Linked DNA regions of Homo sapiens: region 1 is linked to region 2. Evidence: read pairs that join two places in POLR2A ChIA-PET (ENCODE). Cell type or tissue: PC-9. All regions are shown on one strand. Each heading gives the region's core, and the rest is flanking DNA. Links, peaks and the distances in the headings are about the cores only. Region 1 overlaps ERC1 (ELKS/RAB6-interacting/CAST family member 1). Region 2 overlaps WNK1 (WNK lysine deficient protein kinase 1).

Region 1 (16,496 bases), core at 4,964-12,963, 180 kb after region 2:
TCGGTTACCCCATGCTGTTCTGATAGTGAGTGCTCACGAGATCGATTTTATTTTTTCTTTTTTGAGACAGAGTCTTGCTCTGTCACCCAGGCTTGAGTGCAGTGGCATAATCTTGGGTCACTGAAACCTTTGCCTCCTGGGTTCAAGTGAGCACGTCTGGGTAATATTTGTATTTTTAGTAGAGATAGGGTTTCACCATGTTGGCCAGGCTGGTCTTGAACTCCTGACCTCAAGTGATCCACTGACCTTGGCCTCCCAAAGTGTTGGGATTACAGGCGTTAGCCACCGCGCCCAGCCTAGATCTGATGGTTTTGTAAGGGGCTCTTCCCCCTTTGCTTGGCACTTCTTCCTGCCGCCATGTGAAGAAGGATGTGTTTGCTTCCCCTTCTGCCATGATTGTAAGCTTCTTGAGGCCTCCCCAGCCCTGCAGAACTGTGAGTCAATTAAACCTCTTTCTTTTATAAATTACCCAGTCTTATGGGTAGTTCTACATAGAGCTTGAGAATGGACTAATACAGGACTCTGAGGCTAGAGGCAGGCAGTCAGGTTAGAAAGTTGTTTTAATTCAGGTAGGATAGGATGGCATAAACCAAGGTAATAATTGTGGGAATGGAGGAAGAGGATCAATTTAAGAGGTACCTAGAAATCAAAGCAACAGGAATTGTATTGTTTTGATAATATGTGTGTATATGGAGTATGAAGATTTTGGGAGGACTCTCAGGCTCTGGCTTGAGCAGCTGATGTTATTCATGTGAATAGATGTTGTCCACTACCATGTTCTTTTTTTGATTTTTTTTTTTTCCCCTGCAGCAGCAGGTTTGGTTTTGGAATGGGGAGACCTTGATACGGAGTTCAGTTTGGGGGCATGGTGTATTTGAGGTGCATGTGAGGAGTATAAGTGAAGATGTCCAGAAGTGGGATACATAGTTTTGATTCTCAAAGGAGAAGTAAAAAAGTACTGGAGAAGTAGTGAATTTGGAGTCTTTGTTGTACATATGTTATTTTAAGCTGGTGGAGGCAGGGAGAAAGGATTTCTTAAGGATGATATTGTAGTGTGAGAATAACATAGGGATGAAGATCAGAAACATTTAAGGGAGGAACGAACAAAGAAGGAGGAGGGTTAGAAGAAAAGAGCATATGATATAAAGAAACCAAGAGAGGAGAGTGTCAAAAAATTGGGAGTGCTTAAGAAACAAGATGTATTATAGACAGAAGTTAAAAAGGCATTAGAGAGGAAAAGTGTTCATTAACTAAGGTTTCTCTGGAGAAGCCAGAGGGAATGGGGACTAAAGTACCCTGTGGAAGGATTAGCTGTAGCCCACTTCCATCAGAATAGAGGAAGTTAAGGATGGTTGTTGCTGTCAATGAACATGTGGAGAGAGAAAGTTGAGATAGTTCCTGTTTGATTTCTTTGTTTCTCTCTTATGTAGGAGATGAGATACGTAAATTTGATAGGGCTGCTGTAAGAAAGTACCATCAGCTGGGCACGGTGGCTCACGCCTGTAATCCCAGTACTTTGGGAGGCTGAGGCAGGCGAATCCGTTGGGCCCAGGAGTTCGAGACCAGACTGGGCAACATGGTGAAACCCCACCTCTACCAAAAATACAAAAATTAGCTGGGTGTGCTGATGCTCGCCTGTAGTCTCAGCTACTCGGGTGGCTGAGGTGGGAGAAGTGCTTGAGCCTGGGAGGTTGAGGCCACGGTGAGCTGTGATTGTACCACTGCACTCCAGCCTGGGTGACAGAGGAGACCTTGTCTCAACAAACAAAAACACAAAACATCTCCCGCCTCTCCACCCCGCTCCCCCCACAGGTTTGAAACCACCTGCCTGTTATTTCAAACCACCTGTGTGTTCACATTTTTGAGGACTTTTAACCTGTTTGACCAGAATAGATACTGTCTTTAGAATCTCATTTTTGACAATATGATTTACTTGGTACTGTTTTCAATGAAGAAACACTTATAAGAATCAATTTACATAACAATGGATTTTGGGAAAATATTGTTTAATATGCTGAAGCCTGTTGTTACTTGACCTAAGCCAATGCTTTGAAATGATGCTAGGAAATCAGAGAGATCTAGTTTAGATCTATATTGTCTTTGAAAGAAGTCTATAAAGTTGATAGCTATAGTTTAGTGGGTTCTGCATCCACAGCTCAAACCACCTGTGGACCAAAAATATTTGGGAAAGAATCTTAAAGTCACCTTGAAAAAAAAAGTGGAAAAAAAAAAAAAAAGAAAATACTTGGGAAAAAATAATACAACATGGAAAAATAATACAAATAAAAAACACAATAAGTATAACAACGATTTACATAGCATCTACATTTTATTAAGTATTATAAGTAATTTAGAGATGATTTAAAGTATGCTGGAGGATATCCATAGGTTTTATGCAATTACTGTGTCATTTTGAATCAGGGACTTGAGCATCCTGGGATTTTTGTTGTCTGGGGCAGTCTTGGATATCTGGATACGTTCTACTGGAGCCAGTCCCCAGCAGATACCAAGGGACAACTGCCTGTGGTTTTAAAATTTGTTTTAGTTATACTTGTAGAGTATGAACATGTTTTCTTTTTTGAAAAAAAAATTCAGGTGCTTTATGGTAGTTTGAGTGTAAAGCTTTCTAAGTTGAGCTAAAGCCTCCACAAACATTTTTCCCCTTTATAACACAAGTTTCCTTCCCTCTAATTATCGCTGTTTCAAAATTGGCATTTCCCGTGTAGGAATTCTTTACATACTCTGTTTACAGATCATTATACTTATGTTCACTGTATTTTTCACCTAGCTTTTGGTTTATCTTTTAATTTTATTTACAGCATTTTTTGGTATAATACTTTGTCATTTTGACATAATTAAGTGTGTTGGTTGTTTTTCTTTATGGTTTTTGCTTCTGGTTTTTTATTTAAGAAGCCTTTTCCTAACTCAAGTTCACAAGGATATTCTTCAAAATTTTCTTCTAGTACTTTTAATGGCTTAAAAAATTTATATCTTTAATGTATATGGAATTTATTTTGGTGTACTATGTGAAGACGAGTATACGTTATGTTTCTCAAAGAGCAACAAGTATTTAAACTTCATTTATTGAGTGATTTTTCATTTCCTCACTGTATTAGTCTGTTCTCATGTTGCTAATACAGACATACCCGAGACTAGGTAATTTAAAAAGGAAAGTTTTTTTTTTTTTTTTTTTTTGAGACGGAGTCTCGCTCTTGTCACCCAGGCTGGAGTGCAGTGGCGCGATCTCGGCTCACTGCAATGTCTGCCGCCTGGGTTCAAGCTTCTTATGCCTCAGCCTCCTGAGTGGCTGGGATTACAGGCACCTGCCACCATGCTTGGTTAATTTTTGTACTTTTAGTGAGATTGGGTTTTGCCGTGTTGGTCAGGCTGGTCTCGAACTCTTGATGTCAGGTGATCCACCCGCCTTGGTCTCCCAAATTGCTGGAATTACAGATGTAAGCCACTGCACCCTGCCAGGAAAGAGGTTTAATGGACTCTCAGTTCCACATGGCTGGGGAGACCTCACAATCATGGCAGAAGGCGAATGAGGAGCAAAATTATGTCTTACATGGCGACAGGCAAGAGAACTTGTGCAGGGGAACTCCAATTTATAAAACTATCAGATCCCATGAGACGCACTCACTACCACCAGAACAGTAGAGGGGAAACTGCGCCCATGATTCAGTTAAGTACACCTGGCCCCACCCTTGATACATGAAGATGATTGCAATTCAAGGTGAGATTTGAGTGGGGACACAGCCAAACCATATCACTCACTGTTTGGAAACGTTACTTTTAACATATATTAAATTCCCATATATAATTTAGACCCTGTTCTTGGGCTAGTACTATACAGTTTTCGTTATTATAGTTTTACAAGGCTACAATACTTTGTAAGAAACCTTGCAGGTCAGATGTGGTTTTGTTGTCAGGAATTTTTTCCAGTAATACTTAGTGGACATTATGTAGTATCCAGTAATCACACACATTGTTTTCTTAATGAAATATATGAAGTCACACTATGTGGGATACATATAAACAGTAAGTAAGCTCAGATCAGGTCAAGGTTTGCTGCTAGATGAGTTAAAAGGAAAATCTTATTTTCAGAGGTTTTTGGATTTTTGCAGTACAAATGAAGAATTATGGATTTGTAATTTATGTTGCTGTTGAGGGCTGTCTTCCTTCCTTGTTCATCTATTTTAAATTGTTTGGTTACTCTTGTATCTTTACTCTCCATTTGAATTTTAGAGTCAGCTTGTTGAGTTACTTGAAAAATCCTTCAACACCTGTGAAAGGAAGGGATCTATAGCTGGTTAGCAAAATCCTGTAGAGATTTTTCACTGGGATTGTGCTAAGTAGTTGGGGAAGAACTAAATCTTAGCAGTGTTTGTCTTCTCATCCATGAACACAGATAACTTTGTTTAGGTGTTCTTTCATGTCTTTCAGTAAAATGTTATAGTTTTTTTCCCCCAAAATTCTTGCACATTTCTGTTGATTTACATCAAAGTACTTTTATGGTTTTGTTGCTGTTGTGAATGGGATTTAAAATTTCCTTTAAATTAAAAACTGCATTTTCTAGTTGTTACTACTGATGTATACATTGATACTTATATATTGATATTGAGTTTGACCAGTTTGTTGAGTTCTGTTATTCTAATAACTTGTCAGTTGATTATCTTGGGTTTTCAGTTAGCAAGTCAGATATTCAGACATTGAGTTTAATCTTTTCCTTGTCAATCTTTATACTTCTTGTTTTTTTTTCTTTTTCTTTTTTGTAGACAGGGTCTTGCTATGTATCCCAGGTTGGTCTTGAACTCCTGGCCTCAAGCGATCTTCCTACCTTGGCCTCCCAGAGCGCTGGGATTATAGGCATGAGCCATTGCACTTGGCACTTTTTTTGTTTGTTTTCCAGTTGCATGGTATGTTTTCAGCGTTCAGTTTTGAGACATCTAAAATATCTCTAAAATATTGTTTACTATGAGTACATTATGCTGTAATCACATTCTGAATGCGTGAGTACATACATGGTAGAAGGGCTAGATCTTCTTTAAGTGGGGGTAATGGAAAGTCTCTGAGAAGGGAAATATTTATTATTGGAGGATTTAATGTGTGATCTTTTCATTACAGATATGGTGTAAGATACTTCTTCAAGATTGGACAGCTGGGGACCTTCTTCTGATTAACCTTAAACCAACTTGTAGCCATAGAGACACCTCACAAGGTTCCCATTTTTGTTGTTGTTGTTGTTGATTTTCTGCTCACACCTTTCCTGACCTTGCAACCATGTATGGAAGTGCCCGCTCTGTTGGGAAGGTGGAGCCGAGCAGCCAGAGCCCTGGGCGTTCACCCAGGCTTCCACGTTCCCCTCGCTTGGGTCACCGTCGAACCAACAGTACGGGAGGGAGTTCGGGAAGCAGTGTTGGAGGTGGCAGTGGGAAAACCCTTTCAATGGAAAATATACAATCTTTAAATGCTGCCTATGCCACCTCTGGCCCTATGTATCTAAGTGACCATGAAAATGTGGGTTCAGAAACACCTAAAAGCACCATGACACTTGGCCGTTCTGGGGGACGTCTGCCTTACGGTGTTCGGATGACTGCTATGGGTAGTAGCCCCAATATAGCTAGCAGTGGGGTTGCTAGTGACACCATAGCATTTGGAGAGCATCACCTCCCTCCTGTGAGTATGGCATCCACTGTACCTCACTCCCTTCGTCAGGCGAGAGATAACACAATCATGGATCTGCAGACACAGCTGAAGGAAGTATTAAGAGAAAATGATCTCTTGCGGAAGGATGTGGAAGTAAAGGAGAGCAAATTGAGTTCTTCAATGAATAGCATCAAGACCTTCTGGAGCCCAGAGCTGAAGAAGGAACGAGCCCTGAGAAAAGATGAAGCTTCCAAAATCACCATTTGGAAGGAACAGTACAGAGTTGTACAGGAGGAAAACCAGGTAAGTTCTACGTGTGTTTACCTTTATTGGCTGAATTCATGTATATAAATGAAATAGCCTTTTTTTCCCCTTTCCTAGATTTTTCCCTTCGTAGTATATGTATCTTCCTTTTTCCTATTGATTTTACTGTTTTGTGTCCTCCATTTCTCAGCCCTTTCCAAATTTGGTCCTGTACCCTGTTTTCTTCTAGCTGCCCATGTCTCCTTGCTCCCATTCTTGCTTGGTTCTTTTCTCTGGTTTCTCTTTCTCTTCGTGTCTTTCCTTTCAGCATATGTTATCTTTTTTTTTTTTTTCCAATTCTTCTGAGAGTATAATTTTGCCACACTCTCTAATATCTATTACCAAATGTATTTTAGAGTAGGTAACTTAAATGTAAGGTATACCATTAAGATTTGTCATAATGTCAAAAAGTCATTCTTAAAAACAAAACAAAATGACTATCACAGGATAAGTCAGTGTTGTCAGCTGAGAACAGAAATTACTTTTAAAAAGTTAATGTTGGCCGGGTGCAATGGCTCACACCTGTAATCCCAGCACTTGGGAGGCCGAGGTGGGCGGATCATTGAGGTCAGGAGTTCGAGACCAGCCTGGCGACGTGGTGAAACCCTGACTCTACTAAAAATACAAAAATTAGCCAGGTGTGATGGCGTGTGCCTGTAATCCCAGCTTCTAAGGAGGCTGAGGCAGGAGAATCACGTAAACCTGGGAGGCGGAGGTTGCAGTGAGCTGAGATCCCGCCACTGCACTCCAGTCTGGAGTGAGACTCTGTCTCAAAAAAGAAAAAAAAGTTAATGTTGATGATGTATTTATTAAGTACAAACAATAAGTACCTGTTCTTTTTGTTGCCATTCATGGAAGTTTAACTTCAGGATGCTTTTGTAGCTTTTCGTTCTGTAATTCTTTACATTTAAGGTGGAGGAAAGGCAACTTGGTGTGATTGTTTACTTGTAGAAAATAAATGAGATGACTGGGCATTATAATTATGGGCTTTGCAATTTGAGAGCTAAGTGCTGTCACATTAGCTACAGGAAATATTCACTTATTTTTCTGTGCTCCTCCAGGTTATAGTTGATGTTTGATGATAGCCATGCCACATTCAGTGAGGAAGCTGATGACTCCAAAGATGTGAACAAATCATATTCAGGCTCTACTAGTTAAAATGTTAAACATACTTTTTTTTTTTTTTTTTTTTTGAGACGGAGTCTTGCTCTGTCTCCCAGGCTGAAGTACAGTGACGCAATCTCAGTTCGCTGCAACCTCCACCTCCCAGGTTCAAGTGATTCTCCTGTCTCAGCCTCCTGAGTAGCTGGGATTACAGGTGCCCGCCACCACGCCTGGCTAATATTTGTATTTTTAGTAGAGACGGGGTTTCACCGTGTTGGCCAGGCTGGTCTCAAACTCCTGACCTCAGGTGGTCCACCTGCCTTGGCCTCCCGAAGTGCTGGGATTATAGGCGCGAGCCACCGCCAGGCCCATACTTTTTGTTTAAAAGACTTTTAGAATTTTTCTCTTTTCACATTTTTTTCCCCCATGGCCCAAGTTGTCTGTACTTTTAGAAGTTTTCTTAAACTTGCAAGCTTGAGTTTTTTTCCTCCTTAAAAAAGCTGTCTTATACTCTTAAAGGAGAATATGTAATTAGCTACCTCATTGTTGGTATTACACTTTATTTTTGGATTAGGTTAATAAAAATTATAAAGAAAGCAACTGATATCAATTTCTGCAGTGTTCTTAAATGATACTAAGAAGTAAAGAAGCAATCAGAAATGATCTGTGTCTCTGATGAAGAAGTCATCTGCCACACAAAGATGTTTAGGTCAATGATGGACCTCATGTATCACTGTGGTCCCATAAGATTACAATATAGTGTTAGCCAGGTGTGGTAGCTCGCACCTGTACTCCCAGCACTTTGTGAGGCTGAGAGGGTGCGGATTGGTTAAGGCCAGGAGTTTGAGACTAGCCTGGGCAAAATGGTGAAACCCTGTCTTTGCAAAAAAATAGAAAAAAAATTAGCAGGGTTTTGTGATGGACGCCTGTACTACTTGGGAGACTGAGGCAGGAGGATCACCTGAGCCTGGGAGGTCGAGGCCACAGTCAGCCGAGATTGGGCCACTGTACTCCAGCCTGGGTGAGAGTGAGACCCTGTCTCTAAAAACAAAACAAAAAACAAAGATTATAATACAGTGTTTTCACTGTATCTTTTCTATGCTTAGATGTGTTTAGATACACAGATATTTACCATTGTGTTACAGTTGCCTACAGTATTCAATACAGTAACATGCTGTACAGGTTTGTAGCCTAGAAGCAGTAGGCTATATCCTATATCCTAGGTGTGTGGTAGGCCGTACCAGGTGGATTTGTATAAGTCCACTTGATGATCTTTGCACAGTGATGAAATCGCCTTTCTCAGAACATATCTCTGTCATTAAGCAACATATGACTGTAAATCTAATTTAAGATTTCGGTTGATTGTCTTACCATTCTTACTATTATGCAGTCCAGATATTCAGATCTACTGTTTTGGCTACTTGAAGATCTCTAGTTACATTACATTTTGTATGTTAAAGCTCCAGACACATTTTCAGCTATAAAAATAGCTCAATTTTTCTGTTCATAAATATAAAACAGAAAAGCATAGATATGAAAGCAAAATATATTCCAGATCCTCCCATCTACTGACAACTTTGCTATTCCACTGTTAACATTTTGACATTTCTCTTTACTGAAATATCTCTATGCATATACACGTAACGGATTTACCTGAATGGAATACTGTTGGTATTATGCTGTGACCTTCTTTTAGCTAACAACATTTCTACTGTATATTAGAGGCCTCTAATATATATCTAAATCGTTATTTTTAATGCCTCCTACCATTCTATTGTATCTATTCTAGTTAATATCACAGGGCCAAAATTCTTCAGATTTACTTGGTAGTACAACGCAAATTAAAAACCTTGAATTCATTTGAATCAGATTTCTAAGTAATTAGAAATTATGATAATTTTATTCTTTCTCAGATACATTATAACTTCAAACTACTTTGCTTTTACTTTTTAATCAATTATTAAGTTGTCACTACTCAAAATTTGAATGTTTTAATATACTTAAATCTCTTTCTTAGAGACTTAGCTTCTTTAAAGAAGAGAAATTGTCCTTTAAAAAATATTCCTTAGAAAGTTCTTTGAGTTTGAGTCATTAAGACTTTAAGAATGTGTAAAGAAAGAAAAAAAGCTAAAATAGACCCCACTGATGGGGTCTAAAATTAAGGACAGGGTTCTTAAATGCTGGCTCAGAAACATCAGCATCAACAGGCATATTTGGTTAAAACATAGATTGCCAGGCCTCCCTTCATACCAGCTAAGTACAATCTCTGGAGATGGGGTCCAGGAACTTATGTTTCGAACAAGCTTCTCTGGTGGTTCTGATGAGAAACCACTCTTGGGATCTTTAGAATTTAGTAAATCTAATCTAATTCTTTTTTTTTTTTTTTTGAGATGGAGTCTCGCTCTGTAGCCCAGGCTGGAGTGCAGCGATGCGATCTTGGCTCACTGCAACCTCTGCCTCCTGGGTCCTGGTTCAAGCAGTTCTCCTGCCTCAGCCTCCTTAGTAGCTGGGATTACAGGTGCCCCCCACCACACCTGGCTAATTTTTGTATTTTAGTAAAGATGAGGTTTCACCATGTTGGCCAGGCTGGTCTTGAACTCCTGACCTCGTGATCCGCCTGCCTTGGCCTCCCAAAGTGCTGGGATTATAGGCAGGAGCCACTGCGCCGGGTGTAAATCTAAGTCTTAAACTTGTCTGTTGCCTGTTTGTCAATTTGTGATGGTTCTGTTGTGGCACTTTTGAGCTCAACCATGAAAGGAAAAGAAACAAGGGACCATTTGCTCAGTGTGTCTCATCCTTTATTCTACCACTTTATATCTCAGGGATGTGACCTACTCTTGTTCGTAATGATCATTAACTGTGACAGGGACCCTCAGTGGATGGGGCATGTGTAGGGGAAAAGGGTGTTTAAAATTTTAGATATGTTTAGTTACAAAGAGCCCTCCAGGTGATTTTGATGTCTCTTCACCTTGTGAATCATTGATGCACCAGATAAATGTTCAAATGATATATGACAGCAGAGCAGAGAAGTACATTTTCTTCAGTTGACATTTTTGAGTTGTCAGTACAATACTGACTTTAGTTTTTAATTTGCATTGCACTACCAAGTAAATTAGTTGAATTTGTCAGTTGAAGTACAACACCAAAAAGAATAATTCCTAAATATAAAATGATAGTACATTCTCAGGTTTTTTTTTTTAATTGTTGTTGTTTTGAGACAGAGCCTCTCTATGTCACCCAGGCTGGAGTGCAGTGGCGTAACCTTGGCTCACTGCAACCTCCATCTCCAGGGTTCAAGTGACTCTCCTGTCTCAGCCTCTGGAGTAGCTGGGATTACAGGTGTGTGCCACCATGCCTGGCTAATTTTTTTTTTTTTTGAAACAAGAGTCTCGCTCTGTTGCTCAGGCTGGAGTGTGGTGGCGTGATCTCGGCTCACTGCAAGCTCCACCTCCCGGGTTAATGCCATTCTCCTGCCTCAGCCTCCTGAGTAGCTGGGACTACAGGCGCCTGCCACCACGCCCAGCTAATTTTTTGTATTTTCAGTAGAGATGGAGTTTCACTGTGTTAGCCAGGATGGTCTCAATTTCCTGACCTCATGATCCGCCCACCTCAGCCTCCCAAAGTGCTGGGATTATAGGTATGAGCCACCGTGCCTGGCCAATTTTTTGTATTTTTAGTAGAGACGAGTTTCACCACATTGACCAGACTGGTCTTGAACTCTCAACCTCAGGTAATCCACCTGCCTTGGCCTCCCAAAGTGTTGGGATCACAGTCATGAGCCACCGCACCCAGCCTTTTTTTTTTTTTGAGCTGGAGTCTCAGTGTTGCCCAGGCTGGAGCGCAATGGCACAATCTCGGCTTACTGGAAGCTCTGCCTCCCGGGTTCAAGCGATTCTTCTGCCTCACCCTCCCGAGTGGCCAGGATTACAGGCGTGTGCCACCATGCCCGGCTAATTTTTGTATTTTTTTTTTTGAGACGGAGTCTTGCTCTGTCGCCAGCTGGAGTGCAGTGACACGATCTCAGCTCACTGCAACCTCCGCCTCCTGAGTTCAAGCGATTCTCCTGCCTCAGCCTCCCAAGTAGCTGGGATTTCAGGCATGTGCCACCACGCCTGGCTAATTTTTTGTATTTTAGTAGAGACGGGATTTTGCCATTTTGGCCAGGCTGGTCTCGAACTCCTGACCTCAGGTGATCTGCCCGCCTCAACCTCCCAAAGTGTTGGGATTACAGGCATGAGTCACCATGCCCAGCTTAAATTCTGTTTTTATAGTTTGGTATTGAATTGTAAATATCAGGAGAAAAAAATGAGTTTGCTTTCTTTAGTTTTGTGGTTAAGTATCAATATAACCTAGGTCTTGGAAACTGTATCTGTATTTTTAGGGGTTGTATTGGGTTCTTTTTCTTTTTCTTGGTAAAAATGAGATTGGTAAATTTGGAGTATGTAATGGTGTATACTAGTGCCCAAATATGAGATTCTTTATATGTATTTAGATAATTATCATAGTGTATCATATTTGAATATTATACAATTTCAAATGTATTGTTAATAAAAAATCACAGTTTGATTTAATTGAAAAGTGGCTGAGACATAATTTTTTATTATAAGAAATATTGTGAGCTGGGTATGGTAATATATGCATGTAGTCTTAGCTACTCAGGAGGCTGAGGCAGGAGAATCCCTCGAGTCCAGGAGTTTGAGTCCAGCCTGGGCAACATAGTGAGACCTTGTCTCTTAAAAATAAATAAAAAAATAAATAAAAATTTAAAATAATTAAGAAATATTGTGGAAAAATTGCATGTGAATAAACACTTCTTTTTAAAGGCTCTACTTTTCAAGAATGGATTGACAGTATATGTGTGTGTCAGATTATACGTGTGTGTGTGTATCAAATTTAGAGTAGATTTGAAGTTACTGGATTTATCACCATTATACCTGGAATTAGCTAGTCACCGTTATACCTTGTTGATGATGCTGAAACTATGCCCCTCACTAAGATAGTTTTTATTATGAAGTGACTCAGAAATGTCAATTTTAATGAAAAAAGTTATTGGCGTACTTGTTCATTTTGGAATAATTGAAGCAATTGTTTATGCCTGTACTTCAGAAGCTGTGTGGAAAATACGTAATATCCTTTCTAAGTATCAGTCTGCATTCAAAGACAAAATATTTGAATCTTCTGAATACTTCAGTTCCAGTGAAACAGTCCACAGGATTTTCATGCCAAAAAACCCATATGTGCTGAAGAATGGTGAACACCGCCTTATCTAGATTCCACCCCTTGCCCTAATTAAACACCAGTGCTGGCAGCGATGCATTCTCCGTATACCCACTGTAATTACTACACAATCCTAAAATTGTATAACTTTGGTCCAAAAAACGAAGGGTGCAATTTTAAAGTAAAGTGAAACACTGCAATGAGATACAGAGACAGAGAATGCTAATTAATAGATTATAGTCAGCCAGCAGTGGGGCCTAATTAAACTCTGCATTCATTATACCCTCCATAGCCCTCAGAGGTCAGGCATCTTCCACTTGATAAAGAAGATTGGTTTAATAGGATTTACAGTAATTAAATGGTTTCCCCATTTCAGTTTGAGACTGGGGATTTAGGTCCATTCTAAATATTGGATCTGATTGGACCATAGAGATCTTGTTCTAGGATCCTATTAGATGTAAAGACGCATTTGCTTAGAATTACTTGATATGTGTGGTTCTTTATTATGGAGTTCTTTTAGAAGATGTTTCTGATATAAATACTCAGCAATTTTTATGTCTCATCCTTTTGTTACTGAACTTTCAAATACTGCTGGTTGGAGAGTTAGAATAGTATGTAACAGGGAAGGCTTTTTCTTTTTCTTTTTTAAAATTGGGAGTCAGGAAGGTTTTTGGTGTATGTTTGACAAAGAATGAAAATCTAGCTGTGAGCTTGGTGGAACTGCAGAGCTACTAAGACTTTGGATGGGGCCGGGCTCAGTGGCTCATGCCTATAATCCCAGCACTTTGGGAGGCTGAGGTGGGCGGATCACGAGGTCAGGAGATCGAGACCATCCTGGCTAACACGGTGAAACCCCGTCTCTACTAAAAATACAAAAAATTAGCTGAGTGTGGTGGCGGGCACCTGTAGTCCCAGCTACTCGGGAGGCTGAGGCAGGAGAATGGCGTGAACCCGAGAGGCGGAGCTTGCAGTGAGCTGAGATCGCACCACTGCACTCCAGCCTGGGAGACAGAGCATGACTCCGTCTCAGAAAAAAAAAAATACTTTGGATGATTTTTTTTTTAAATTCTAAACAGCATTTAACCAGATTATCATCATACTTTTTAAATTATGCCTTGAAATAATTCTGTATGTTAAATTTAGTTGGAAGCTTATTTTAAAAATGTTTATTTAAAGCACTGTCATTGAAATATTTCATGAACAAAATACTGTTTAATATTATAGGACGGCAGGTGAATTTAATGTTTTTTGCCTTGTGTGTTGTGTTTCTTCTCTTTTTGGAGTCTGATTTTTATGTTGCTCATTTACTTAGGAATCGAGAATTTCTAGTTCAGAACTGCAAAAAGATAACCTTGTGTAATTCTTTGTCATTTTTTTTTCTCATTATTTGGAGACTTTTGACTATTAACATTTATATAATTTTAGGTTGTATCTTGATTTGCCGCATGATAAAAGCCATTATTATTTGCCATTAAATAAACTTTTTTTTTTTTTTTTTGAGACAGAGTTTTGCTCTTGTTGCCCAGCCTGGAGTGCAATGGTGCGATCTCGGCTCAGTGCAGCCTCCACCTCCCAGGTTCAAGTGATTCTCCTGCCTCAGCCTCCTGAGTAGCTGGAACTGCAGGTGCACGCCACCACGCCCGGCTAATTTTTTGTATTTTTAGTAGAGATGGTGTTTCGCCATGTTGGGCAGGCTGGTCTCAAACTCCTGGCCTCAGGTGATCTGTCAACCTCGGCCTCCCAAAGTGTTGGGATTACAGGTGTGAGCCACTGCTCCTGGCCTTAAATAAACTTTGTCATGAGGTTGCTAGTTGTTTCACTGTCATTTAAAGTCTGATCTTAAAATTTGGGATCTATGTCTTAGATTATTGTTTTAATTTTCTTTTTGATAATTCTGTTTTAACAAGGAGATGTAGATAAATTGGTATCCTTGTTTATTGCCCAGATAAGTTTAATCTTTTTTGTTGTTTCAGAAGGGGAATGTGTTAAAGGCACTATGCAGAGTGCCATGAGAAAATGAAATCAAATGTAAAATGGATAATGTTCCTTTTGGGGAGTTAACAATCATTTCGAGAAGCAAAATTTGTACATGTATGGCTTACAGAAATTTGAACTATGCATTTATCAGGTCTTGATCATAGGTGAAGGTATTTAAATCAGTGTGGGAAATTTGCTTCTTTTACAGTTGGTAAGTTTGCTTATCTGGAATGTAGTGAAGTATGAAAAATAATTAAGCAGAGCTAATAAAAATGTTGCACAAATATGAGATAGGGCTTATATGAAGAAATAAGGGCAGAGTTTGCCAGATAATTGCAGTTTCTCTCTCACTTTTTATTTTCCTCTGTCTTTTTGGATCTCATAGTGCAGTGTAGTGTGTGATCTCATCTCAGTGAAATAAAATTGTTTTTAGAGATTTGCTAATTTACAGCAAATTTGCAGATAGCATCTTAAATATAATTTGGGGGTCCTCTTTATTGTGCAAAAGAAATCAGAAAATGGGTTTAGTTTTTAGTTACATTAATGTTAATCAGTGGAGGTCATAGTTTCATTTTTTAACATTTAAAACCGTACCACCCTCTGGAACTTGCCATCTGTTATGAGTGCACTGTTATGCCCAGAAGAGTATAGGAGGTGCTTAGAAACCATACTTTATAAGAAATGGCTGAAGGAACTCAAGAAGAGAAGACTTGCAACATTTTAATTATACTCTTAAGTATTTGGTGGACAGCCATGTTGAAGGAGATTTTTCCTTTTTTCTTTCTTTGTTAGTATTGTTTTTGGAGAACAAACACTGGAAAAATGAGCACAAATATTAAGGTTTTAAATTTTGGCTGCAAGGAGGAATGGATTTTTGAAAAAAGCTATATCCGGCCTGGCGCAGTGGCTCACGTTTGTAAGCCCAGCACTTTGGGAGGCCGAGGCGGGCAGATCATGAGGTCAGGAGATCCAGAGCATCCTGGCTAACATGGTGAAACCCTGTCTCTACTAAAAATGCAAAAAATTAGCTGGGCTTGGTGGCGGGCACCTATAGTCCCAGCTACTCGGGAGGCTGAGGCAGGAGAATAGCGTGAACCCGGGAGGCGGCTCTTGCAGTGAGCCCGAGATTGCGCCACTGCACTCCAGCCTGGGCGACAGAGCAAGACTCCGTCTCAAAAAAAAAAAAAGAAAAAGAAAAAAACTATTTCCATTTGATGAAAGAACAGTTTCACAAAGTAATGCTTCATCATCACTAGAAGTGGTCACTGGGAGGTCAGATTGCCTTCTGACAGCTGCGTGGGTGCCCTAAGTCATTGAACTCTTCACAACGCCCAAGGGGGTATGGCATCAAGTGGTACTTTGTGGAGAAACATTTAGGGAGTTTACCCCATCCTCCCAGGTCCTTTTGTCCTTTTTCTCCCTCCCCATCTCCTTTCCTTCTTTTATGACAATTTTGTTGAGATATAATTGAATTCACCCTTTAAAGTATAGTTTTTTCTTTTTTTTTTTGAGACGGAGTCTCGCTCTGTTGCCCAGGCTGGAGTGCAGTGGTGGGATCTCGGCTCACTGCAACCTCCGCCTCCCAGGTTCAAGCAGTTCTCTGCCTCAGCCTCCCAAGCAGCTGGGATTACAGGCACACGCCACCATGCCCTGCTAATTTTTGTATTTTTAGTAGAGACAGGGTTTCACCATCTTGGCCAGACTGGTCTTGAATTCCTGACCTGGTGATCTACCTGCTTCGGCCTCCCAAAGTGCTAAGATTACAGGCGTGAGCCACTGTGCCCAGCCTTTTCTTTCCTAATCTGATTTACTCAATGAAGATTTTGAAGAAAGTAATAGTAAGTTGCCCTAGGGAGTTCTTGAACGAGGGCATAAATGATGTAATAAAAAATACTGTTCAGGAGCAGCTTTTACTGCTGTCAGCAGAGTGGATTGAAGAAAAGGTGGGGAAAGGAAATGAGTTTCTTGTAGAAGACCTGGATTAAACAGGGTAATAGGAATGGAGAAGAAGGTGCACATCCATGAGATTTTCAAAGAAATATTTGGATATAGGCAGGGAACGATGGCTCGTGCCTGTAGTCCCAGCACTTTGGGAGGCCAAGGTGGGCAGGTTACTTGAGCCCAGGAGTTCAAGACCAGCCTCGGCAAAATAGTGAGACCCCATCTCTTAAAAAACAAAATTAGGGCCAGGCACGGTGGCTCACGCCTGTAATCCCAGCACTTTGGGAGGCCGAGGCTGGCGGATC
Region 2 (16,496 bases), core at 7,449-15,448:
CTTGTCTCACTGCAACCTCCGCCTCCCAGGTTCAAGTGATTTTCCTGCCTCAAGCTTCCTGAGTAGCTGGGATTGCAGGCTCCCACCACCATGCCTGGCTAATTTTTTTTTTTTTTTTTTTTTTAAGTAGAGATGGAGTTTCACCATGTTGGCCATGCTGCTCTCGAACTCCTGACCTCAAGTGATCCGCCCACCTCGGCCCCCAAAGTGCTGGGATTACAGGTGTGAGCCACCACACCTGGCCCATTCTGTCGTATTCTAAATGGAGTAGCAAACTATGCTTCTTGGCCAAATTCAGCCTGGTGCCCATTTTTGTACAGCCCATGACATAAGTATGGTTTTTGGTTTTGTTTTTAATTTTTTGAGAGAAAGTCTCACTCTGTCACCGAGGCTTGAGTGCAGTGGTACAATCATAGCTCTCTGTAGCCTTGAACTTCTGGGCTCAAGTGATCCTCTTGCCTCAGCCTTCTGAATCGCTAGGACTACAGACATGTGCCACCATGTCCAGCTTTTTTTTTTTTTTTTTTTTTGTAGAGGTGGGGTCTCACTATGTTGCCCATGCTGGTCTCAAACTCCTGGCCTCAAGTGATCCTCCTACTTTAGCCTCCCAAAATGCTGGGATTACATTTACGAGTACCATGACTGGCTGGTTTTTATATTTTTTAATGTTTGGGGAAAATGTCAAAAGAAGAGTATTTTGTATGATACGAAAACTACATGAAATTCAAATTTCAGTGTCCATAAATAAGTTTTTCTGGCATACAGCCACACTCACTTGCTTCCATATTATTTATGGCTGTTTTCACACTATAATGGCAGAGTTGAATAATTGCAACAGACTGTATGATACATACAGCCTACAATATTTACTATTAGGCCCTTAACAGGAAAATTTACTTACTCCTGTGTTAAACATATGTCACCAGAACTTTGTAAAACATGTTCCCCTGTAGAGTCCTGTAAGAAATTACTGATCTACGAAAGTAGTGGTGATGTTCTTCTATAAGAATGCGTTAGCCTCTGTATTTGTAAAGACATGAGAATCTTGGTGCAAACAAGTAGCTACTTAACAGGTCAGAAAATGTGTAGGCAGTCTTTTCTCTCTGTTAAGAGTAGAACTAAAACTTTAACATTTTTATTTGCCAAATGCAAACTCAAAAGCTCAGTTGAGAAGAAAATCTTCTTAAATGAAAGATGTCTTTGATAGTAAGTTTAACAGAACCTGGAAAGACTGGTGTCACTGTTTCTGTATTCTCAGTATAGTGTTTAACCTGTTTTCAGTTGTTCAGCAGCTTTTGTTTTTTATTAAACTGAGACAAAAATCATATATCATAAAATTAACCATTTTAACCATTTTTAAGTATACTGTTCACTGGTTTTTAGTATATCCACAATGTTAATGCAGTTATCACTACTAATTCCAGAACCTTCCCATCATCCCCAAAATGAAGCCCCATACCAGTTAGCAGTCATTTCCCATTCTCCTCTCCAACCCATCCCCTAGCGACCACTAATCTGCTTTCTGTCTCTGGATTTGATTTTCCTATTCTAGGTATTTCATGTAAATGGAATTATACAATAAGTGGCATTTTGTGTCTGGCTTCTTTCACTTAGCAAAATGTTTGCAAGGTACATCCATGTGGTAGCATGTATCAGTACTTTTTAATAGTTAAATAATATTCTATTGCATATATATACTACATTTTGTTCTATTCAGCAGGTTTTATTTCCCTTTAGTTCTTTAGTTTCTTCCTCTTTTTCTCAATGTTAAACTGCTTGACTCTATAGCTGCCTCTTAATCTGGAGAGAGATTGAGAACAATGTTTTAGTCCATTTGGGCTGCTATATCAAAAATGCCATAAACTAGGTGGCATATAAACAACAACCATTTATTTCTCACAGTTCTGAAGGCTGGAAAGCCCAAGATCAGGTGCCATCAGATTTGGTATCTAGTGAGGTTCTGTTCCTCATAGACCGGACTTTCTCGTGTCATTTTCACATGGTGAAAGAGTCAAAAAGCTCCCTCCGGACTCATATTATAAGGGCAGTAATCCATTTCACGGTTCTGCCCTCATGACCTGATCTGCTCTCATGACCTGATCACCTCCCAAAGACCTTCACCTCTTAATACTGTCTCATTGGACGTTAGATTTCAACATAAAAATTTTAGGGGGACACAAACATTCAGACTATAGCATACATGAAGGAGGAAATATAGAGTGTCTTAAAAGGTATTGTCCTAGAGCTAGGTTTATTATATCGTTGTTTGTATTCATTGTGCACAGCACACCGTAGGCACTCATTAATATTTTGAAGAATAAATGATTCAAAGTAATGTCAAATATAGTCAAAATCAGACATTATGTATATTTGGGAGAGTTGTATTTACTCTGTGAAAGAGAAGTGAAATTTGAGGTGACCTTCAGAATTATCCTACTAAAATGAAGTTGAATAGCAGCAAGTAGAAACTGATGTACCTATAAAAGCAATATATTTTATATTAATGGCAAAAAACACAATTACTTTTGCATGAACCTAATAGAATAGGAAAAACTATTTGGTGCAAATAAAGCAGAAAACAATAATAGGTAGAAAGGCTATCCCAGGACTAGAAAGGCTCTTCTGTAGGTTCTCAAATCTCAGTTGTAATTTCTGAACAACTAGTTTAACTCTTTCCATTATGGGGCTAGGTCTGTATTTTATTTTATTTTATTTTTTTAGGTATTTCCCCTTAATTTTTACCCTATAATTACTACTCTCACTTTGTTCTTTCTTCCCTGAGACTTCATAGGGCAGACCAAATTGTAATTTCCCTTGGTGTAGTCCGTAAAATGTTTCAAGACAGTTTTTCTAATGTTAGGAGTCCTTTTTTGTCAAGACCCATCATTGTCAATTTGTAAAACTTGTTCCTTTGAATTTCTTGAGGGAAGGGGCTTATATGCATTATTGGAAGAGGGAGATGCTCAGCAACTGTTTTCTTGATCTTCAGGAGGTTACATAAGAAGGAAGAGAAACTGTAATTGAACATAAGAACTTGGCAACATTGTATAATATTGCAGAGGCCTTGGTGGTAAAGGTTTGAGATTCTGTCATCTGAGAATTTTTGAGAAGGGACCAAGACAGCTAACAGACTCAAGTGATTTTATTTATTTATTTATTTATTTATTTTTGGAGACGGAGTCTCTCGCTGTCGCCCAGGTTGGAATGTAGTGGCATGATCCCAGCTCACTGCAACCTCTGCCTCCTGGATTCAAGCAATTCTCCTGCCTCAGCCTCCCAGGTAGCTGGGATTACAGGCACCCGCCACCATGCCCAACTAATTTTTGTATTTTTAGTTAAAACGGGGGTTTTACCGTGTTAGTCAGGCTGTTCTGGAACTCCTGAGGTCAAGTGATCCACCCACCTTGGCCTCCCAAAGTGCTGGGATTACAGGTGTGAGCGACCACGCCTGGCCCAGGCTTGAGTGATTAGTTCAGCATGGTATCAGTAATCCTTTACACTCTTTAAAGTTATTGAGGACCCCAAAGAGCTTTTATTTACTTGTGTTCTATCTACTTTACCGTATTATAAATTAAAATAGAATTTGCAAAAGCATTTAAAAATGATAAATAACATAAGCCCTGTATATGTTGGTATCAATAACATTTTTATGACAAATAACTATTTTCCAAAACAAAATTTAAAAACTTACTGAGAAGAGGGGCATTTCCACATTTTTGCAAATCTAATGTCTAGTCTAAAAGAAGATTGCTAAATTCTCATATCTGCTTTTCTGTTCAGTCTGTTACAATATGCTGTTTGGGTTGAAGTATATGAAGAAAATCTGGCCTCATGCAGATATGTAGTTGCAAAAGGAAATACTTTATAGACCACAAGAAAGGATATTGAGGACCCTGAAGGGTCTTTATACCACACCTTTGAGAACCACAGTTTTAGCAAACCAACCATGCAAAGTGCAGTCCTCAGACCAACAGAATCAGCATCTCAGGGTGCTTGTATTTAGTGTAAAATTTTGGCCCCATTCCAGGCCTGTTAAAATCTGCATTTTACATAGTCCAAGGGTGATTCATATGTACATTAAAGTTTGAGAAGTATGAGCTGGGTCAGTAATCCCTTAAGGTCTTTTTCAGTTCCATGTACCTTTATTTGGTTAATTAAATAAAAAGTAGGCTATATAGTATAATACCAAAATGTTATTTAAATAAACTATTGTTCAGTCATTCATGTAAACTTTTAAGTAGCATTATAAGTAACCAATTTGACTTAAAAATTATATTATTATAGCATTTATATGCAATTTTGCATTTTTTCTGCCTTTTTGGTTGTTGCTTTTTAAAAATTTTCTTTATTTTATTTTATTTTTTTTTGAGACGGGGTCTTGCTCTGTCGCCCAGGCTGGAGTGCAGTGGTGCGATCTTGGCTCCCTGCAACCTACGCCTCCTGGGTTCAAGTGATTCTCCCGCTTCAACCTCCCAAGTAACTGGGAGGGACAATAGGCATGGGCCACCACAGCCGGCTAACATGTATTTTCTGGTAGAGATGGGGGTTTCACCATGTTGGCCAGGCTGGTCTCAAACTCCTGACCTCTAGCAATCCACCAGCCCCGGCCTCCCAAAGTTCTGGGATTACAGGCGTGAACGACCACGCCAGGCCTGGTTGTTGCTTTTTAAAAAGGAAAACCGGTAAATCAAGCTGTAGAAAATGTGGAATAAAAAACTTGAAGAGTAAGTCCATTGGAACTGTGCTAGAATCCTTAGTTTCTAAGGATGCCGCAGGTGGCATGCATTTGTGCTTTATTTTTCCTCTAAGCTATGAAAATTTAGTTGTGTATGCTCTACAGTCCTTAATTCTGCACTGTCCATTACCATACTTCTTGCCTAGGAAATACTGTCTAGATTTTACCAATCTCCATTCCCATCTTCTGGCTTCTAGTAAAGAATAAAAAGGGCTGTGGTCTTTGTTACTTTCCTAAAAGTTTTCTTATGTTTTGGGTGCTGAGATAAATGTGGAGGGTTTAAATAAGTTCTTAGATAATATAATTTATATAATTATATAAGCAATCATGATGATTCTGTGTTGAAATAGGCCTTGAAATATTGTACCTTCTCTTTTTTTTTTTTTTTTTTTTTTTGAGACGGAGTCTCGCTCTGTCACCCAGGCTGGAGTGCAGTGGCGGGATCTCGGCTCACTGCAAGCTCCGCCTCCCGGGTTCACGCCATTCTCCTGCCTCAGCCTCCCAAGTAGCTGGGACTACAGGCGCCCGCCACTACGCCCGGCTAATTTTTTGTATTTTTAGTAGAGACGGGGTTTCACCGTTTTAGCCGGGATGGTCTCGATCTCCTGACCTCGTGATCCGCCCGCCTCAGCCTCCCAAAGTGCTGGGATTACAGGCGTGAGCCACCGCGCCCGGCCTGTACCTTCTCTTAAGTCAGCTTGCAATTTAAATTTTTAGTTAGTAAATTTAACTAATTTTAAAATATGTTAGTGTCTGTCTGCTTAACTATTGCATACTTATTAAAGAAACATGCGTGGTTATCCATTGGAAGAGATCGATCCTAGGGCTTCCTGATACAAACACACCCACAGACCCCAGCCACTCTAGATTTCTGGTTTTCATCCCAGGTCTATTGTGTATACCCTGGCTATTAGTAACCAGTAAACCACTCTCCCCCTTCTGTAGATTTAGTACTAACTTAGAAAAAGGATACAAAGAAGAGTTTGTATTTAACAGCTCAGGATTGCCTTTTCAGGTGGAAGAAATAGGCTCTGGAGTTGGATCTGCTTCCTTTCAAATTCCGGCAATGTCATTGCCTAGCTGTGAGACCTTGAGCAAATTATTTACTTCTCTGAGCCTAAAGTATTTGTGAAGATTAAATGAGAAAGGCAAAGTGCCTGGCATACAGTTATCAATCAGTACCTAATAGGTATCACCATTATCATCAACATCATTATTATTAATACATATTTAGTAGTGAAATAAGGTGTCTCTTTTTATGTTAACCAGTGACATTCAGCAAATTGCATTAATTTAAATGTGCTTCCTAAGTGTCACATAAAATCAAGCTTTAAATGGGAGAACAAGCTAACATTTATTTGTAATCTTGTCGATCACCTTGCAAAGTGCTTTACATATACTGTTTTAATCTTTTATATCATGATAAGTAGATAATGTCTTCATTTCACAGGTAAGAAAATAGACTCAGAGTTTAAGCATTTTGCCTAAGGACATGCAGGAGAAATAATAGTAGTCAGAAACCAAGGTTCTGTTAACATGATACTAATACAAACATTAACATTATTTTCCTTTACCTCTTTTTTGTTTTGTTTTTAACCTGTTTTCTAGACCGCAAGGAAAACTGAGGGTAAAAAGTTTAGGAGATGTGAGTAACAAAAGTCTGGTACTGCAGTTTTGAGCTCTGAGTAAAGGTTCATTCCCCCTATTTAACAGAGAAAAACTTATTAATTGTATGCTATACTTGTAGTCTTGACCCAGTTGTCATGAAAGTCTATGCCACTGATAATGAGAAGATCCAAGTAAAAGTAGGAATATATTTAGCACCACTTTGGTGTGCTTTTAAAATAATAAAAACCGTAGCAGGCAATGATATCAACTTTTTATATGAAGGATAGTGCGTTTGAACTGGAGCAGTACACAAGCTTTCATGTATTCAGAGAGTAACGAGCCTTGGGGAATCGTGAGTAAGTTAATTTCTTTGATAGAGCTAGCTTGATTTGGTAGGGAGTTCAAAGAGGCTTGTTTTCCAATGGGATCATAGGGTATGTTCAAATTCCTGTAAACTAATGGTTCATAACTGTAAGAATCTGGCTGAATCCAGCCCTATAACAACCAAGTTAGAAATAATGGGGATTTTTAATTACTTTGTTTGTGTAATTTGACTTTGTCACTGATTCCATTAGCTTTTGGATTGCAAGGTTTGAACATTTTGTCTGGGAAAAAACAGAACTAAAGCCATTAGGGTAAAATTCCTTTTAGTTTTTATATAACAGATTGCAATTCACCCTACCTTTTTACTGAAACAAGTGAGACTGATTCCTGATTAGATGGTGTTTAAAAAGTTGAAGGAAACTTTGTATTTATTTCTTTAGCAGCTAGAATTTGTTGTGCTATCAGTGAAAATCTATTGGAATTAGCTGAACTGGTTCCTTAATAAATTTTGTTTCTATGTCTATCCAGCAAATTTAGGTTATAATTGTAAAAGAAAAGTTCCAGTACTAGGGGGCTATATCTTAGGAACATTTTGCATGATTTTCAGAAGCATTTCATTATTCTGCTGTGATTTAATTAAGATTAAAGGTGGTAGCATTCCCAGTGTTTTAGGTACTAAATAATAATTATTAAATCATTATTTCAGAATTCCTCAAAAAAGCTGACCTTACTTACCTACCCTGAATATTGATCTGTAATTCACAAGGCGGTAGACTACAGAATAAAAACAAAGGATATAGAAAGATTGTTTTCCATATTTAAATACAGCAGTACTGAGTTTTCTGATATACTGTAAATAACCTAAATGCTAAAGGATTCATATAGATACTTTGTAATTGCTACTTTCTCTAATGGATTGTATGTATATATGATTTGAGGTATACCCTGAAAGAAGCATAAGACTCAGTTGACTGAAAAAAGGGGGCAGAATAGGAAAAGTATTCTTGTTGGTAGAAGTGTTCACTAAAGTATTCAGTGAACAAGTAACCAGTTTGACTGAACTTACTTTGGGGAGATTGGGTAAAGATGTGGGTGGAAGTTAAATTATGATTTTCACACCACTTTTAAAAGCACAATAACATGGACCAGAAATAACATTAAACTAGATGCTGGAAAATCTGGATTCTAGTTTTTGTTTTACCATTGATTCGGCCCGTACTTAACTGGAGTATAAATTATATTTATCTTCTAGGTGGTGAAGGTGGTGCAGTGTATCTAGCAGATTGCCTGATAGCTGTTAGACTAGATGAGACACTCCATAGTCAACTAGTTGAATTAATGGATTAATTCTCTTTTTTTTTTTTTTTTTTTTTTTTGAGATATAGTCTCACTCTGTCGTTAGGCTGGAGTGCAGTGGCATGATCTTGGCTCACTGCAACCTCCGCCTCCCAGGTTTAAGTGATAACTCCTGACTCAGCCTCCCGAGTAGCTGGGACTACAGGCATGTGCCAACATGCCCAGCTAATGTTTGTGTTTTTAGTAGAGACGGGGTTTCACCATGTTGGCTAGGATGGTCTTTCTTGACCTCCTCGTGATCTGCCCGCTTCGGCCCTCCAAAGTGTTGGGATTACAGGCGTGAGCCACCGCGCCTGGCTGGCTAATGGATTAATTCTAACTTTGACATAGAATTAACATTTCTGTTATTTGAACAAGGAAGGACTCTTAATCTGGTTTATTCTAGATCTGTGATCCTGTGGTCATTTAGTAGGTGTGGAGAACTATTAACCGTTTTTGAGCAGTGTGATTATGAGTTAAATGATACCAGATGATTGGAAATGGTTAAATGTCAGATGCTTAAATGGAGTCAGATGGTAGGAGCTAGCCACAATGTAAAACACAAATTGGAGATGAAGAGAATGGAAATATGAGGCCCATCTTAAACTGGTCTAGGCTTAAAGAGATGAGGTATTAGAAATCAGAACTTTGATGGTTACTTTTGTAATACAAAAACAATGACTTGTGAGGCAGCAAAGAAGCCAGTAAAAACTTTTTTTTTTTTTTTTTTTTGCTTGGTCAGAGATCTTTGGCTGTTGGAGAAGAGTAAGAATACTAGTCACAAAACCATTTCCCAGTTGTTTTTAACTTTATCTTTGTGTTAAGAGCCCATAGAGAATAATAGTAGTACTTAAATATTGTGGGGGAAGAAGCATCCAATGATGACTAAGGTTTCTTCTCTGGACTATGGAAATAATGACACGATTGAAAGAAATAGGGGAAATCCAGAGAAAGGCACTGACTTTGAGAGAAAGAGGAATAAGTTTAGATATGTAAACTGTTATCTGTGAATGGTACTTTTGTTGTAATATATTGAAAACTCTTATTTTGATTTATAGAAAAGGTTGCTCTTTATAGAATCTAGATATTTGTGCCTACATCGTACCTTTGTCTCCTCAAGCCCCCCAAAGCCCCCTCAGTTTGGTTTATTTGTTGCCTAATAGAGTTTTAAAACTACCCACATCTTTATATCTGATGGACCTTTGAGGCAGGACACGTGGCACTTGTTTTCTAGCTCTTTCATTTAGCCAAGCATGGTCCTACACAGGCTTGCTCATACAGTTAAGTTAGAGGTAGGCTGCACTTTTGCAGCACACATTGCTGCATTTCTGAGCAATACCTGACATCCTAGACTACTTAGTAGTAACAAATTGTGTTGAGCCAGAGATTAGTGGTAGTTGCTTTGAGATAGCTTGTTAGAATTAGTAGCATTTCTAACCTTTAGATGTATTACTTCCAAACAGCTTCCAAGCCATTATCTTATGTACTGTTGGTAATTGAAGCCTTAGCATTCACTGTCTTGATCAGGATTCAAGCTTACAAAATTACAAGGGAGAGAGGACTTTAATCTGTTACCCATTACAACAAAGCAATGAGCAATGCTGTTTCTACAATCTTTGTTAATGCCCTGAAGAAAAACTTTCCCTTAATCACTAAAATTAAAGTAGTTTTTATTTGGGTCTATGAGATCTTCCTGGCAAATGGAATGTCTTAATTTTGAGACTTTTATAGGAGGGAGAAGAAGAGGCAAAAAATTTGTACCACTTGTGTACATAAATACTGTTGATTTTTTTTTATTATACCTTAAGTTTTAGGGTACATGTGCACAACATGCAGGTTAGTTACATATGTATACATGTGCCATGTTGGTGTGCTGCACCCATTAACTCATCATTTAACATTAGGTATATCTCCTAATGCTATCCCTCCCCCCTACCCCCACCCCACAACAGGCCCCGGTGTGTGATGTTCCTCTTCCTGTGTCCATGTGTTCTCATTGTTCAATTCCCACCTATGAGTGAGAACATGTGGTGTTTGGTTTTTTGTCCTTGCGATAGTTTGCTGAGAATGATGGTTTCCAGCTTCATCCATGTCCCTACAAAGGACATGAACTCATCCTTTTTTATGGCTGCATAGTATTCCATGGTGTATATGTGCCACATTTTCTTAATCCAGTCTATCATTGTTGGACATTTGGATTAGTTCCAAGTCTTTGCTATTGTGAATACTGCCACAATAAACATACATGTGCATGTGTCTTTATAGCAGCATGATTTATAATCCTTTGGGTATATACCCAGTAATGGGATGGCTGGGTCAAATGGTATTTCTAGTTCTAGATCCCTGAGGAATCGCCACACTGACTTCCACAATGGTTGAACTAGTTTACAGTCCCTCCAACAGTGTAAAAGTGTTCCTATTTCTCCACATCCTGTCCAGCACCTGTTGTTTCCTGACTTTTTAATGATCGCCATTCTAACTGGTGTGAGATGGTATCTCATTGTGGTTTTGATTTGCATTTCTCTGATGGCCAGTGATGATGAGCATTTTTTCATGTGTCTTTTGGCTGCATAAATGTCTTCTTTTGAGAAGTGTCTGTTCATAACCTTTGCCCACTTTTTGATGGGGTTGTTTGATTTTTTTCTTGTAAATTTGTTTGAGTTCATTGTAGATTCTGGATATTAGCCCTTTGTCAGATGAGTAGATTGCAAAAATTTTCTCCCATTCTGTAGGTTGCCTGTTCACTCTGATGGTAGTTTCTTTTGCTGTGCAGAAGCTCTTTAGTTTAATTAGATCCCATTTGTCAATTTTGGCTTTTTTTGCCATTGCTTTTGGTGTTTTAGACATGAAGTCCTTACCCATGCCTATGTCCTGAATGGTACTGCCTAGGTTTTCTTCTAGGGTTTTTATGGTTTTAGGTCTAACATTTAAGTCTTTAATCCATCTTGAATTAATTTTTGTATGAGGTGTAAGGAAGGGATCCAGTTTCAGCTTTCTACATATGGCTAGCCAGTTTTCCCAGCACCATTTATTAGATAGGGAATCCTTTCCCTATTTCTTGTTTTTGTCAGGTTTGTCAAAGATCAGATGGTTGTAGATATGTGGTGTTACTTCTGAGGGCTCTGTTCTGTTCCATTGGTCTATATCTCTGTTTTGGTACCAGTACCATGCTGTTTTGGTTACTAGCCTTGTAGTAATACTGTTGATTTTTAAAAAATGTTCTGTGAAAGAGTAGTAAAGTAGTCTACCTTAATATCACTGCCTTTTAAATTAGGTGAACAGAGGAACTATTATCTCCACTTTAAAAACGAATTTAAGGGATATGGTCCAGGTCATGCAAACATAGTATGTGATGGATTGAACTGAGAACCCAGCCCCAGTATTGTGATTCCCTGTCCAGTGTTCGTTTGGCTACATATTCTGAGTTTACACTTTGTTCATTGAACTCAATCCCTTTTTTCTTTTAAAGTACACTTTCAAAATGATTGGAGGAAGGGAGTGTTTTTGGTAAATGGGTTTCTAGTGTACATAGAGTTAAGCATCCAAGAAAGGTTTTGATAGGTCCAGGAGATAGAAACTGTGCGCAAAGTAGGTGGAGCATTGAGCAAGTAAAAATCCCATTTTGCTTGTCTAGGATCTATTACTGTTGGCAGAGAAGCAGAAGGAATATTAACAGAATAGTTTTCCTGCTGTTGGGCATGCAGTTTTGTCCATCTAGAATAAATCTGTTGTTGGCTGAGTAGAGCAAATTCCTGTCTGAGAGTTGGGGAAGCATGGCTAGTGTTAAACAAGAAACTGTGTTTCAGTCTGACTTTGATGTCTGCCTTCCTTATGCTGTGGGCTGATGTACATCAGAGACATTTTTTCCTTCATTTTCCTCCAATAAGAAATCTGTTTTGCCTTTTCTGATGGATATTAAAAAGAAAGATTTTTGCTCAGTATTTGTCATCATAAATTCTCATTGCTGCTGCTGCCCTCAAAAGGATTGTATAAATGAGGTAGGTAAGAATTTCCAGTATATGTAACAGTTTATATTGTAGCCTTTTTGGTGATATTGGTAGAAAGTTTCCAATATTGAAATTGTTAACTTTCAGTTAAAGTATTGAAATTGTTAACTTGAGAATGCTTTAAAAATATTTAGAGTTCTGTAATTTAGTGAATTTATGGTGTATTCTGTGTGAGGAGGGGGTAGGCTTTTGTAAATTCTGAATGGTTAGGGAAAAGTTTACCTTTATTAAGAGTTAATGTTAATGTTACCCTACGACATTTGAAGCATCAGCTTTTAAGAAGCAAGTGCTGGCAATTCTTAGGATCTGAAAGATTGCGTCAGAGAATTCTGTGTTGTGACTCACTTTTATTTTTCTAGCAGATTAGTTGGCAAAACACAGTATATAGAATTCAAATGAGAAGTCAGCCTATAAAATGTGCATATGTTTTTGTGGGGTTTTTTTAGTTCAAATAATACAACATAAAATTTGATAAACATTTGTCTTATATCGGACTCTCAATGTGCTATTATAGAGTTACAGTTGTTCATTTTTTTGTACCCCATTTAAAATTGTGCAGAAGTGGCCTTTGTGTTTTGTAATGAGTGTACAATAGATATTCAAGAAATACTTATATTTAATGAAGAAAAATAAGCTACTGTCCCATGTCAAAAAACATATGACACTACTGCCTAAAGATAACTCTTGTGAATTAGAAAAGTAAGAGAAAAATATCTGTAGAGCCAGTGAGTTGTTGGCTCTGGAGGAGTGGAATGAGAGGGCTGTATGTCCTTAACAAACTCTAGTTTTGTTCTGTGTAAGATAGTAACCCAATTTATCTAGCTTAGTTCTTTTTTCTTCTTTTATCATGAAAACATCTTGTTATCATTACTTTGTTCTGTCTGGTGCTTAAAATCGTGTTTAAGAATAATCTAGTTCACCTTTCAAAAATTATCAGTTATAAAAATTACATTGAGTTCTCATGTCTTAAGAACGAGAAACCTATGAGTACATTTTAAAAACTGTAACTTTGTATTTATTTTAAACAGCTTTCTATTACATGTCCCAGATGACTTTTCTGTGGGTCACTTTTAGGATCAGTGAGGTTTCATAATCATTCCATGTACACATTTACTTTTAATATACAATACCTGTATATGCTTGCTTCTTAAATGATTCAGAATACCTCAGCTAGGTATTTTAATAATCCTGGCTTATTGATGGTTGCTGACTGGTAAAATTCCTTGTTATATTTTTCAGTATTTAAGTGGGTAGCATTAAGCAGTCTTAATCTTTTAATACCAGCTACTGGACTGGTAAGGTGTGTCTCAGTTTTATTGGCTAACTTGGCACCTATGGTACATTTTTTAAGGCAGTAGTAGTATCTAAATATGTGGTATAGCATTGGTATGGAATTTTCTATACAAAACTCTTGGCTGTAGGTTGAAAAAGCAGCATAACCTACCAAATTTAAGGTTGTATTATGCACAGTTATTGGTTTTGCTATATCTTAATATCTTTTGCGCAGTGAGTATTCCTATTTGTAAAGTCATGAATTCATATATGTTTGCAGGGATAGGATTAACAAGAGGATTATTATTAAGGATAATCAAGGATGAAAGCAGGTTCAAGAAAAGATTTTCCTTCCTTTATTATCTTTGGTGATTGCCTTTATACTCAGAGGTAGCCTTGGGTCAGCAAACTTAATACTTCAAGGAGCTTTGAACCCAGATACGACATTTGAATTCAGTTGGACAGGTGTTATCATTATTGGCTAGACAGGAAACCTGAAGCTCAGAACTACTTCTACTTGTCCAGTTCACACTGAATGTCTTTTATTGTTAAATGTTTTTGTCCTTTCAATGTGCCTATGCTAGATTAAAACAGAAGAATCAGTATACATTTGCTTTGTTAAATTAATACATAGTTTTATTGCCAGTAGGCTACATACATTCCCTTGAAATGTATGTGCTTATGGAAGAAGGAACTTTTTTTTTTGAGACAGGGTCTCACTGTGTCACCCAGGCGAGAGTGCAGTGGCACAATCATGGCTCACTGCAGCCTTTACCTCCCGGGCTGAAATGATCCTCTGGCCCAGCCTCCTGAGTAGGTGGACCTACAGGCGTATGTGCCGCCACACCCCACTAGTTTTTTGTCTCTTTGGAGAGACAGGGTCTTGCTTTGTGCCCATGCTGGTCTCAAACAGCTGGGCTCAAACGATCCTCCTGCCTCAGCCTCCCAAAGTGCTGGGACTACAGCTTTGAGCCACCACACCTGGCCCTAGACTTTTAAAATGCTATCAAAATAATCAGAAGGGCCAATTGTGTTAGCTCATGCCAGTAATCCCAGCACTTTGGGAGGCCAAGGTAGGAGGATCGGTTGAACCCAGCAGTTCAAGATTAGCCTGGGGAACATAGCAAGACTTTGTTTCTCCAAAAAGACAAAAAATTAGCTGGGCATGGTGGCACACACCTGTAGTCCCAGCTACTTGGGAGGCTGAGGCAGGAGGAGTTTGAGGCTGCAGTAAGCCACAATCCCACCACTGCACTCCAGCCTGGGCAACAGAGCAAGAACTTATCATTATCTTTTTTTTTTTGTTTTTTTTGAGACAGAGGTTTGCTCAGTCACCCAGGCTGGAGTGCAGTGGCACTATCTGGGCTCACTGCAACCTCTGCCTCCTGGGTTCAAGCGATTCTCCTGCCTCAGCCTCCCAAGTAGCTGGGATTACAGGCACCCGCCATCATGCCCAGCTAATTTTTGTAGAGACGGGGTTTCACCATGTTGGCCAGGCTGTCTTGCACTCCTGACCTCAGGTGATCCACCTGCCTCGGCCTCCCAAAGTGCTGGGATTATAGGTGTGAGCCACCATGCCTGGCCAAGAACTTATCTTTACAAAAAGAAAGTTTATGCAGTTTTTATATGTTTATTGTAGAAAACTAAAACCAAATGTAAACCAGAATACAGTTGTTCCTCCCTGTCTGGGGAGTTGGTTCCAGGACCCCACACTCCTGTGGATACCAAAATTTGAAGATGCTCAAGTTCCAGAAATATAAAATGACCCATAGTATTTACATGTAAAAATTATTTACAATAGCTAATACACCGTGAGTGCTATGTAAGCAGTTGTTATACTGTATTGTTTAGATAATAATGACAGGGAAAAGCCTGTATGTGTTCAGTACTGTGATACAGTTTTCTCTTTTGAATTTTCAATATACAGTTCGTTGAATCCACAGACGTGGAAACCATGAATAAGGAGGGCCAACTGTGCTCAGTTTTTTACTATCAGAGAATTTTTAGTGTGTGGCATTCATTTTTTTCTTGCATTTCCTATTTTCATAAGTCTTAAGTTTGAAATACCAGCTTGCTCAATTAAAGCAGGCTTTTGCTTCAGCAGCATTATTTTGTCTTCACTAGAATTATATGAAGATAAAAACAAGCTGGGAAAAACTTAGGTGGAGTTGGAAAAATAAGATTGAGGAAAATACAGATAGTGATCTTTGTAGTCATTCTCATAAATGAAGCTTTTAAATACATGAATTTAACTTTAGGGTCAGCCCTGCTACACAGTTCCTTGCTGTGAAAAGTTAGCCCTGCGAGTAGAATTCTCCAAATTGGGTCTTCGGAATAATACAATGAGTAATTGAGCATTATCCAGCTTTGGATATAACTCTTGTACTTAAAAGACTTTAGAGCTTATCATTTTATGTATTTCATTTATTTCATTTAGATCTATGAGAGATTACATGCATTTCTGTGATTTATTAGTCACTAATTTTGTTTTACCATATCTGTCATTGACACTATAGATAATCAGAATTTATGTATATTTAATAACTTAACTTTTCTGACCACCCCACCCCAACTCCATTCCCTTTGTTTTATGTGTCTGTTGACTTACAGTGCCACTTGAACAGCATATCAGTGCTTCAACTCTTGATCCGTGTGGTGACTTAGATGAGGTCAGAATAGATGAGATCTTTTTCTCTTTCACCCCACCTCTTAGACAGTAGCATTTTGTTCTTACATCTTATGTATATTTTCCACACATTGCTGTTTTGTTTTTGTTTTTGTTTTTGTTTTTTTTAAAGATGGAGTCTTGCTCTGTCACCAGGCTGGAGTGCAGTGGCTTGATCTCAGCTCACTGCAACCTCTGCCTCCCGGGTTCAAGAGATTCTCCTGCCTCAGCCTCCCGAGTAGCTGGGACTACAGGCATGCGCCACCACGCCCATCTAATTTTTGTATTTTTAGTAGAGACGGGGTTTCACCATGTTGGCCAGGATGGTCTCGATCTCTTGACCTCGTGATCTGCCCACCTCAGCCTCCCCAAAGTGCTGGGATTACAGGTGTGAGCCACGGCGCCCAACCTGAAAATTTATTTTTAAAGAATTTATTGGCTGGGTATGGTGGCTCACGCCTGTAATCCCGGCACTTTGGGAGGCCGAGGAGGGCGGATCACCTGAGGTCAGGTGTTCGAGACCAGCCTGGCCAACATGGAGAAACCCCCA

What was found. ChIA-PET counts read pairs that join two places held together with the same protein. Peaks named below come from ENCODE experiments on the same cell type or tissue, not always from the same donor. Only the 100,000 strongest peaks of a DNase experiment are listed, where the experiment ranks them.
Region 1: POLR2A ChIA-PET joins it to region 2 with 9 read pairs; 2 of 35 experiments call an interaction of 5 or more read pairs at or near these places.

Annotation. Positions count from the first base shown.
Region 1 is chr12:1,022,621-1,039,116 of GRCh38, forward strand. ERC1 (ELKS/RAB6-interacting/CAST family member 1) reads left to right here. Exons shown (of 19, transcript NM_178040.4): 2 at 5,128-5,952. The coding sequence starts at 5,284. Among named protein-coding and RNA genes, the nearest start is that of ERC1, 40 kb to the left of the region's middle. In PC-9, for the core only: no CTCF peak of the experiment used is centred there; no DNase peak of the experiment used is centred there.
Region 2 is chr12:839,783-856,278 of GRCh38, forward strand. All of the region lies in intron 4 of WNK1 (WNK lysine deficient protein kinase 1), which reads left to right. Among named protein-coding and RNA genes, the nearest start is that of WNK1, 95 kb to the left of the region's middle. In PC-9, for the core only: no CTCF peak of the experiment used is centred there; a DNase peak (open chromatin) is centred at 12,329; H3K27ac peaks cover 1,206 bases.